2 separate regions of the Homo sapiens genome follow, and region 1 is linked to region 2. Evidence: chromatin contacts called from ENCODE Hi-C data. All regions are on one chromosome and are shown on one strand. The core of a region is the stretch at or near the end of the contact, and the rest is flanking DNA. Distances in the headings are between cores, read along the strand shown. Region 1 has its middle 72 kb from the start of TXNL1. Region 2 holds the start of LINC03092 (long intergenic non-protein coding RNA 3092).

Evidence for each region. Hi-C counts contacts between places; a loop is a spot of excess contacts on that map. Pooled maps may share reads with other maps.
Region 1: a loop to region 2 is called in a map of heart right ventricle, with 4 times the contacts of the local background. The contact joins the enhancer-like site here to the promoter of LINC03092 in region 2. A Hi-C loop is called at or near these places in 11 of 168 maps with a recorded cell type or tissue (adrenal gland, cardiac septum, endothelial cell of umbilical vein and 4 more), 1 of 37 single-sample maps with no recorded cell type and 13 of 50 pooled maps.

The regions. Positions count from the first base shown.
Region 1 is chr18:56,563,947-56,569,323 of GRCh38, reverse strand. No RefSeq gene overlaps it. Among named protein-coding and RNA genes, the nearest start is that of TXNL1, 72 kb to the left of the region's middle. Within about 2 kb of position 3,608, at least 2 of the 41 ENCODE cell types and tissues checked have a DNase peak (open chromatin) inside an H3K27ac peak, as active enhancers do.
Region 2 is chr18:55,992,473-55,998,184 of GRCh38, reverse strand. It overlaps LINC03092 (long intergenic non-protein coding RNA 3092), which reads right to left and starts at 1,974. Exons shown (of 2, transcript XR_001753454.2): 1 at 1-1,974.

The DNA of each region.
Region 1 (5,377 bases), core at 2,359-4,858, 570 kb before region 2:
AAATTTTATAGTTCTGGGATAGTCATGGTTCCAGGCACCTAAAATGCACTTGAGCTCTGAAAACAGAAGCAACTTTTAGAGAAGTGACGTGTTGTCTTTCCGTCTCCAAGATTGTATTGGGAAACCACCACAGACTATTGTAGTCCAAATTACTGCTTAACTTGAAGGCCTTTTAACTGATTTAGCAAATGATTGCCCACAGCTTGGCATTGAGCAGCCTGAAACCACAGTGGAAATCACTAGAGTAAAAGAAGAAAACAAAATGTAGAAAAGATGTTTATGTTCATTCAAAAGTCTACATGTGTGTTTAAGTAGAAGTTATAGCCAAGTTCGACTTTCAAAAGTTCCTTAGGAAGTTTTCTGCTGAAGAGAGAGTAGCAGAGAGAAGCTATGCTTTTCCAAGTCTGAAAAACCTATGTGGTGTGCCCTCCAATTCCATGGAGACAAAAAATTAATTTAGATGTATTTTATACCAAAAGACATACTTGAGACATTGAAAGTATGTCTCACATTAAAAAAAAATTTCATCGTATTTTAAGTTCCGAGATACATGTGCAGAATGTGCAGGTTTGTTACATAGGTAAACGTGTGCCATGGTGGTTTGCTGCACCCATCAACCCAACCCCTAGGTATTAAGTTCAGCATGCATTAGCTATTTATCCTGATGCTCTCTGTCCCCGCCCCCCCGGCAACCCCCTCACATTTTTAAATTTTTTCACTGTATGAAATTGAAACCATATATATATATATATATATATATATATATGTAGTTTGTTTGTTTGTATATATATATAGATTGTTTGTTTGTTTGTTTGTTTGAGATGGAGTTTCGCTCTGTCACCCAAACTGGAGTGCAGTGGCGCGATCTCGGCTCACTGCATCCTCCGCCTCCCAGGTTTAAGCAATTCTCTGCCTCAGCCTCCTGAGTAGCTGGGATTACAGGCATCCACCACCATGCCCGGCTAATTTTTTTTTGTATTTTTAGTAGAGACGGGGTTTCACCATCTTGGCCAGGCTGATCTTGAACTCCTGACCTTGTAATCCACCTGCGTTGGCCTTCCAAAGTGCTGGGATTACAGGTGTGAGCCACCGTGCCCGGCCTATTCTTTATTTTTTTTATAGGTGGAGAAGTAAGGAGGCAGTTTGTATATCGCCTCTCAATTTCTCTCTCTCACACCCCCTTATAATATGGATGCTGAGTGACATCACTAACATCCATGTTGAAGACAAGTTGGATTTTAGTGACTGTTTTCCTTAGGTTTTGTGGGTACATAAATTGACTTACATATTTTCTATTTGATAATAGGTTCCAATTTGTATACACTCTCCAAAGTTCAGGTTTTTAGATAGTGTTGTACGATTCCCCCAAACAACATCTGCGATGTCTGAAAGAAAAATAAAATCACTAGCATTCTAGGTGGAATGGAAGAAAAAAAGCAAGAGACATTTCCGATTAACTCTAATTGAAGAGTTTTTGCAAATCATTGCTCACACCTTGGCTTGTTCACGGTGCAGTTTGTGTGGGTTTTAATTTACTTTCAAGTGCAGTTCAAGGTGTGGATATTGATCTATAAACCCCCGATGGTGGGTCCCTGGGTACTGAGCAACATCTTTGTGTACCAATGTGACAGCTGAGGTCAATTAGAGTGCTGGTTAGCCATCCTCAAATCTAAACACTCTGAAAAGGTGTCCTTGATAAAGTGCCCCAAGCTCAAGGGTCTCTTTTCCTGGTTGGCCTGGGTCAGAAAGAATTGCAAAGCAAGGCCACTTAGCCAAAATCTCCATTCTACCCACTCAGGTTCTCTTAGGTCATCCCCCATGCCATGCCCTGCCCCCAGGTTGGGGCTATGGCTTTATTTGATTCTGGGCATTGTGAACAGTTCTTGCTGGGACTGTCTTCCTGTGTCCATGGAACATGCAGTATTGAAATCAGCACTGCTCAAAGCGTGACCCACCAATCAGTGGCATCACTTGGGAGTTGGTTAAATATGCAAATTCTTGGGCCTCATCCCACACCTATTGAATCAGAAACTCTAAGGGTGGGACCAGCAATCTGTGCTTTAAGGAGCCCTCCAGGTGATGCTAATACACTCTAAAGTTTAGGAGCCCCTGGCATATGGGATGATTTCAGGGAGTACGAGGTCTCCCTCCACCTGTTACACACCAGAGCTTCTCCACAGTTTCAAGCTTTGGGTCTTGCAATATGCAAATGCCTAGGAGCACTTTAAGCTGGCATCAGCTATTTATATCTTAATATGAACAGTTTTGTATTTTGCTGGCTTTACTAGAAAAACTGACCTAAAATGCTGATTTTCTTGGGAGGATTCTCTCCAGCTTTTGGTGGAAAATGGTGCCACCAGGAGGAAGCAAGGTACAGAGGAAAAAGTTCCTTTGGGTTACAGTTTTCCTTAGAGCCAGCTTTATGTCTTGTCGTTGGAGCCAATTTGCAGACGAATGTCAGGAGGCTAAAAACTTCTGGGCAAATAGAAAAAATATTGAAGGATCCAACATATTAATCAAGGAGGAGTCTGCTTAGAGTTGAGAAAGTGTAGATTAGTCAGTGTATCCCCAAAATGTTAAGGAAGAAAAGAAGCTAATTTGGGAAATTGAGTGGGACACATCTAAAAGGGAATTTTGTTGCCCAGAAATAATTTACTAGGGGTTCTTTAAAGGCCGTTTTTTTTTTTTTTTTTTTTGAGATGGGGTCTCGCTCTGTCACCCAGGCTGGAGTGCAGTGGTATGATCTTGGCTCACTGCAAGCTCCGCCTCCTGGGTTCAAGTAATTCTCCTGCCTCAGCCTCCCGAGTAGCTGGGATTACAGGTGCATAGCCCAGCTAATGTTTGTGTTTTTAGTAGAAACGGGGTTACACCATGTTGTCCAGGCTGGTCTCGAACTGCTGACCTCAGGTGATCCACCAGCCTCAGCCTCTCAAAGTGCTGGGATTACAGGCATGAGCCAAGGCTCCTGGCCTCTCCAAAGGCTTTCTTTATCTCTACCATAGAAAGAAAAAAGAAAAAGGTTACAATCAGATTTTGCCCACTACCACTATAGCTTGCATCGTTTGTGGAGATAGAGGGGAATTTATATTTTCCTTGTGGTGGAGCTGAGCAATTGTCTTAGAAGCAGCTGGCTTTCCTGGTGGATTGAACATGGGAGCCAGAGACAGGGAGTCTGGCTTTCTTAATCCTTTCTCCACCATCAGTTCAGCCAAGCCCCGCACAAGTCTCTTAACTTCTCTGTGATTGTTTCTTCCCTGTAAAACAGGAATAAAAACGTTCACCTGCCCCTCAGGGGGGACTCTGGGGGACTGACTGGTAGATGACAGGACTGCCCTTTATATTTTCAATGTGCCACATAAAAGCTGTTTTGCTTGTTGGGGCAGTCTTTGTTTGGTTTCTCACAGAGCAACCTTTAATGGCGCTTGAGAAAATCAATTCCATTTGTAAACTCTATCAAGTAATCACATGGAACTTGAAGCTTTAACTTCTGAAACTGAAGTTGCACAATAGGAAATTGCCAAATGTGGATATTATAGGAATTTTAACATGCTGAATGTGGCCTTGCGTTGGATAATAATGGTATTGAGGAATGTGCAGCTGTTTGTACTGGAGTGAGTAGTCCCAGTCCTTGGAGAGCAGGGAATGGCAGGAACTGCCTCTAACTATTGTAATCTACAAGATTATCCCATTAATCATATTTGTCTCTGGGAGTACCTTAGTTCTAACTCTAAGTGTTGTTTTTCCCTTGATGCATCACATGCAAGAAAGCTTCTAATTGAAAACATTACAGGGACAAATTTCAAAATGTTTCCAAATACAAGACGAGTTTTAACTGCCAATAAAATAAAAGTAAACTGCACACATCAAAACCAGGTCTGATTAGATTTTTTTGGCTTTTCTGTTTCTTTGCATTTTTTTAAACCTACAAACTGTTATCATATATTATGATCTGGATCACCGCAGTTTTTTCCTTAGATATTTCTCAGGCCTGCATTCATCACCAGACAAAATGGCTAAGAGTTCCAGGACTGTGGGCTAGCCGGGGAGTGACCCACCTCTTCTCTCCTTTCCACCCAGAACGAAACAAGATCTAGGAGCTGCAGGGTAGTCTGAGGACAAAAATAAAGAGCACATTTAAAAAATGAGACTCAGATGCGTAAGTTTGAGATGATAGATTTTTATTAATGACATAATATCGGAAGACATTAGTCCAGTTGCAGCGTGTTTCAAGGCCCAGGCAGCTTCCTCTTCAGCAGCTGGTGTGACTTTTCATGCTGTTTCTGGAGCTTTCTCCTACTGAGAAGCTGTACAAATTTTAGGGTATGTGTGTTTCATCTCAACAGCTACTTAAGAATATGGTACTATATTGATCCCAGGATTTAAAAATATGCTCTGTGCTTTTGCATGTATCTCTGTAATGAATATATGAGCTGTATATGTTCTTACACACACGTACCATTCATGCAGTTGTTTTTAATATACATCAGAGCTAAAGACCAAATGCTGACAGCGCTGGAAATGAATAATACGTTTATTAACTTACACATAAACCTCAAACAAAGGAGATGACTTTTTGTTTATCTAACAAGCTCTGAATTGATTACAGACCCAAAGTGGCAGTTAATATGTAAAAACACATTTGTAATTGGTAAGAGTATTTGGTTTCTTGGGTCATGTATTTCAACTAAGTGGTCCAGTAAAACTGGTACTTTCAAATTTGAACTATATTAGATGAAAGTATAGAGGGAAATATAATATACTGTTTTTGGAACTGAACTATAAAACCAGAAGTAGGAGTAGTTGTTTCATGAGTTGATAATTCTTAAGTCTCTCTGTTTCTTGAGTCAGGGTCTTGCTCTGTCACCCTTGATGGAGTGCTGTGGCATGATCATAGTTCACTGCAGCCTCAAACTCCTGTGCTCAAGGGATCCTCCCGCCTCAGCCTCCCAAGTAGCTGAGACTACAGGTGCGTGCCACCATGCCCAGCTAAGTTTTGTAATTTTTTTGTAGAGACAAGGTCTCACTGTTTTCCTCAGACTGGTCTCCAACTCCTGGCCTCAAGTGATCCTCCTGCCTCGGCCTTTCAAAGTGTTGGGATTATAGGCGTGAGCCACTGTGCCCAGCCTAAAGTTTCTTCCTTTAAAATGGATCACTACAGTGGGCCAAAGCCAGAGAGAACTGTGTGCAAGTCCAGATTGTCTCTTACTGGTGGTGTGATCTGTGGCAGTTCACTTCAAGGCCTCAATGCTGCTGGCTTTTCATTTTGGTAGATGGCAAGAGCCACCCATGCCTTATAGAGTGTAAAGTGCTGTGTGAAGTGTTTCAAGGACTCCACCCCAAGTCCTGAAACAAGGAGCAGAGGCAGCCAAGGTCCTGG
Region 2 (5,712 bases), core at 725-3,224:
CAGCAGCTCTTTATGACCTCTGGCACAGACAGCAAATTCCTTCCAGCTCAGCTCGTGGAGCTGGGCTCTGTACTGCCTTAAAACCAGCCCCGGCTCCTCAATTACCTTCTGCCCTTATTCATGCCCTGCCAATTCCTTTTTGCTGGAATCTGAATGAAGCCACTGCATATGCCAAGGCTGAGAATCGCTTGAGAGGACTTATGGGCCTTTTCCTTGAAGGAAAAGATGGCACTTGGAACTTGGCCGGTGGAAGCATCATTCAGATATGATTCATTACAGGTAAGAGAAAGAAGACAGGAATCTGCAGAAGAAATCTTCCCATAAGTCTGATATTTCTGGAAAAGGGGACAGAGTTGTCTGCTCTTTGTGACTTAGACTGGGCCAGTGCCGAAATCACAAGTCCACAGAGTATGCCTGAAGGAAGATGGTTCTCAATGCACCCACTGGGAAAATGCACTCATCCTCAAATGACTGAGGCCGTTGTTTCCTTGCCTTTTAAGATCTCATCCCAGGAGGGATTCTTCTCACTTTCTTTCAGTCCTGAACTCAGAGGATTGTGCTGCTTAGGGAAGCCACCTCATTAGGACAACTCATTTTCCCTTCTCTCTAGTAGAGGTTACTGCCACAAGCTGAACACAGTGAAAAATAAACTGTGAACTTGAAGAGGGAGGAGGGAAGGTGGAGGTGTTTATCTCAAGCTTAAGAGAAGTTCTGCAAAAGGCGTTTTTTAGTTTGCCCAGTTTCATTTCTTTAATCCCTGGTTTCTCTGTGGTTTTGCTGTATGCTTGCCCAGACACGTCACATGCACCAGCCTTATAACTAGAAAAGTCTCTGGCCTCACAAGAAGAGGGAGATCTCCCTGAAAATAATCTCCGAAGGGTTGGTCTGGAGCAGGAAATGAGAGTGAAAGGCACATCTGTAGGAGGGGTTCCGCTTGCTCACACTCGGAATGTGCTCGCCCTCTCCTCCTCTCTTTGATGACAGGAAGTGCACATACTCCAAGCTCCATTTCCTCAATGTCCCAGGTGAAATTATCCCCGGAGAGAGGGATAACCCTAACTATTAAAAAGATGTATGCTTGATTCAATGTTCCAAATAATATTCAGCACAAACGAATCTCTGGACACCTAAGCTGTAATAGACCATGAGATTTGGAAGAGGATGAGGAAGAGTACTATCCAAGGAACCGGCTATCATCACAAATTCTGCAGACTCAGACACCTCTCGACAGCATGTCTCCAACAACCCCGCCCCCCATTCAGAGCCACTCTTCCGGAAATCAACTCACAGTTCACCTCCTGTCTAAATTCTGGTGTAGAAATGGAAACCTCTTGTAAGATGTCATAGATATTTTGGCTGAATCATCAGCAGAAGTTCTTGTCCATCCCTTAGACTTAGGATGGCCTGGTTAGTATGGTTTGATGGGACAAAGCTTGAATACCATGACCAGAAGCATTTCTGTGTTCTCCTGTCTAAGGTGAGTAGGATCCCTAGTATGTTACCCCCTCAGTTTTACTCAAGTGATTTGAAATCCAAGTGGATGATGTGGGTGGCTTTATGGATGTAAAGCAGCTACAATTGAGAGACTCTCGAGAAAGGTGGGTGGTAGTTGTGGAAATTCAGTCCAACAGGTGATCTAGGGATAAGGGACTCAAAACTATGATATTGTCCCTGTCCTTGAGATATTAACTATTCAGTAGGTGGGGCAGACAAATAAACAAACAATTACAGTAGAGTGTGACGCACACATTGGTCCGAGCAAAGTAGATAAGCACTAAAATGAAGAGGAGGTTAATTCTTTCCTGAGATGACAGGGTCAGGGAAGACAGACCAGAGGAGGTGACTCTATGAAGCAGGAATAATTGTTACTCTCATTTGAAAGAGGTAAGTGCCAGAGCGGGTGGCTCACACCTGTAATCCCAGAACTTTGGGAGGCTGAGGCAGGAAGATCACTTGAGGCCAGGATTTCCAGACCAAACTGGGTAATATAGTGAGACCATATCACTACAAAAAATTTTATAAGTTTATCCAGGCATGGAAGCATGCACCTGTAGTCTTAGCTACTCAGGAGCTGAGGCAAGAGGATCTCTTGAGTCTGGGAAATCGAGTCTGCAGTGAGCTATAATCATGCAATTGCATTCCAGCCTGGGTGACAGAATGAGACCCTATCTCAAAAAAACAAAACAAACAACAACAGAAAAAAAACTGAGACAGAAACTGTGGCTCAGCAAGATTGAATAATTTCCCTAAGTAATGCAACTATTAATTGCATTGTGGCTTCCCCAGGTGTGGGACTGAGTGGTGGTAGGAGAGAAAATTAAGTCAGGTTTCTGAGGGGTGCAGGCTGGGGCTAGTCAAAAAAGGATCAAGTCAGCCTTTACATCCCGATGACAGCAGGAAGAAGCTTAAAATCCCAAAAAGGGCAGCTTGCATGCAAGCAGTGGGGATTGTTGCCTTTATGGCATGAATACATACAACAAATTTTGTTTAAAATTTCTTTACCAAGGTCTATAGGGGCTTTATTCTACTGTCAGTGGTAAATTTTTTAATATGATACAGTCAACATCCTGGAAATGTTAACTCGCATCATCATTATCATGATTGTAAGGGTATTGGATTATGTTCTAAGAAAGAAAACACTGATCATGCGAAGGGTCAGAGAGTAAAGGAAGGTACATACTACACTATGGACTCATGAGGAGAAAGCCATAAGTGGGAAAAGGTCCCAGTACCAGCTTAAACATTTTGCCTCTTTTAAGAGGTACAAATGGTCTAGAAGGGTAAGGAGTATCTTCCCAAAGTTCTTACTCCCATCTTAATGTCCACAAATGAGATATTTATCAAGCACCCAGGGCAGCCCTCAAGCAGCATGAACAAGAAAGTGACCTCTGGAGTCAGATGTCTCAGTTCAAATCCTGGCTCTGTCACTTAGCAACTGTGTAACTTGGGGAAACTTCCTAAGCAATCTGCACCTTCATTTTACAAAATGAAAATAAAAATAACAGTAGCTTACCTGATAAGGTAAGTATGAGTTAAAATGAATAACTTAATATGTTAAATTAAATATATGAGGCAACTATGCAGCCATTATTTTCATGGCTGAGTGAAAAAGCATGCAAGTGCTAAGAAATCATTATAATTAGGGTTATTCATATGTGTTAGACAACAAAACAAAACATAATCCCTACTCATAATCTAATAGGAGCAAAAGGCAGTTATGGAGATAAGTGCAATGGAGGCATAGATGAAGGTGAGATGGGAAATGCATTTGGGAAGAACTAATAGTCAAAGAGTTTTTAAGAAACTAGAAAAAATAGTACAGGAGGGGGGCATCCTAGTAAAAGCAAACTGCTCAAAAGCAAGGAGGCATGATACCACCTGGTGCATTTGGTGGCTGCTAGTAATTAAAGATGGCAGGGGAACAGAATGGGAGGGAGGTGAACTGGAAGCATAGATGGGAGCTACATCACATGGTGCCTTAAATGCCAAGTCAGAGTCCAGATCACATGCCGAACACACGAAGGACTCAAAACTGGACTTTGAGAAGGAAGTGACACGATAAGACCTATATTCTTACAAGATCACTGAAAGAATTGTGGAATATGAGTTGGAAGGGGCTGAGATTATCAAGCAGCGAGACCTGTTTAGGAGCCTGTATTAGGAATTCAGAGACGAAAGAATGAATGAATAAGATGAGGTGTTGAGGATGTAGCAAAATATGTATATATATATATATATATATATATGAGAAATGAAATAGAAGGATGGGGATTGGTAAGTGATTAGATGGGAAGTATAAAGGGAAAGGAGTAGATAGGAAAGATGCTCAAGTTTCAGGTTTGGGCACATGAATGTGTAGTGGTGCATTCCCAGACACGAAATAAGAGGATCTGGAATGGGGGCAGGGAGAGAAAGTGTTCAAAACTGAAGTTCTGTTTTCAGCTCAATTTGCTTTAGGATAAGTGAATATGTGGGTTGATTGTATATAATGTATGTAATGATTATGCAAATCTTTGCAAATAGCTCAGATCATCCATTCATAACATAAGGCACATCAAAACCAATTCTACTCCCTACTACTCCCCAATGGTAGTAAGAGCATTGCACTGGCAACGTGACCTAGTGAAGTTTGGAAAGTCTAAAACAGTGGACTGATCCATTGTATTTCTGGAATATAAAGGAAAGCAGCTGGAACTCTGGATGAAAGCTGTAATTGGATTCACAGGCCTTCACAGCAGAAAGCGCATCTCAACACCAAGCGCAGTGGTCTGGGAAATATGAGGCAGGGAGTAACTTGACTCAAAGGGGCAAGAAAGAAGTGGACATCCCAGGAGAATTGCCCTACTTGGAGTACCAAGCCTGCCTACCTGTAAAAATGGGAAAAGTGGCAAATTATCTCAGCCTAGACTAGCAATGCCAGGCCCACTCAGGAGAAGCAGGACTGGAGAACCACTCTATGTGGCAGCAAGGCAAGCCAATCATAATCCTGAAAGACAAAATTCCAAATGCCATAATCACGAATGCTGAAACCCTAAAAGAAAATCTTGAAAATATATAATTCTGGAAAAAATCATTAAAAATTATTTAAAATGGCCAGGCACGCTGGCTCATGCCTGTAATCCCGGCACTTTGGGAAGCCGAAGCAGGCAGATCGCCCGAAGTCAGGAGTTCAAGACCAGACTGCTCAACATGGCAAAACCCCATCTCTACTAAAAATACAAAAATTAGCCAGGCATGGTGGTGGGCACCTGTAATCCCAGCTATTCGGGAGGTTGAGGTATGAGAATCACTTGAACTGGGAGGCAGAGGTTGCAGTGAACCTAGACCATGCCACTGCACTCCAGCCTGGGGGATAGAGCAAGATTCTGTCTCAAAAAAAAAAGTTTCTTTAAAACGTATTTATTTACATTTTAAAGGAGGACTTATCTGAGAAACATATAAAAACAGGACAGAACATTCATAGGCCACTTTACAGAATAAAAGAGGCAATGGCAACATACATATTTTGCAAGCAGGAGCAGTCAGGTGCACTAACGACAATGGCATGGGTATAACAGTTGTGGGCAGATGAACAGATGAACCGTATTCATAAAGACATTGGTCAAAAAGGGAAATGTGTTATCACCTATCACTATGGTTGGTAATTGTGTGCACCCAACTTAATACTGCCATCATCTGCAATATGGTGACAAACCACTTAAGTCTTTTAATGAAATTGATCAGAAACTGGATGGGTCACCACTACATATGCAGTCACCCAAAGAGTCCAGATCACGAGCCTTTCACAAATGCAGATGTACAAAAAGGACATCTCTTCATTTATTAAGGAAGTCTCAGCATTTTTATATACATGCACAATACTTGAACACAAAGTCAACATTATCATAATGCACTTTGGTGGAGCCAAATTTGTTAAAAATTCATAAAATGAATCTGAGCTCTCTAAAATTCTTTACACAATTTATACCTCCAGTATTGTAAGTAATATGAAGATGAAATACAAAGCATAGAAAAATGTAGAAAAATAATGCTGACAATTTAAAGTAGTAAAAAAAAAAATCCTAAAAAGAAAAAAACTGTAAAGAAAATTCAACATATGAAGCAGTGGATTACAAGGTTAGATTATGGACAATGGCATGGAGATGGCCCATGAGAGTTGGTCTAACAAGATGTAACTATTTTACGATTGTGATTTTCCAGATTTTCAAAGTG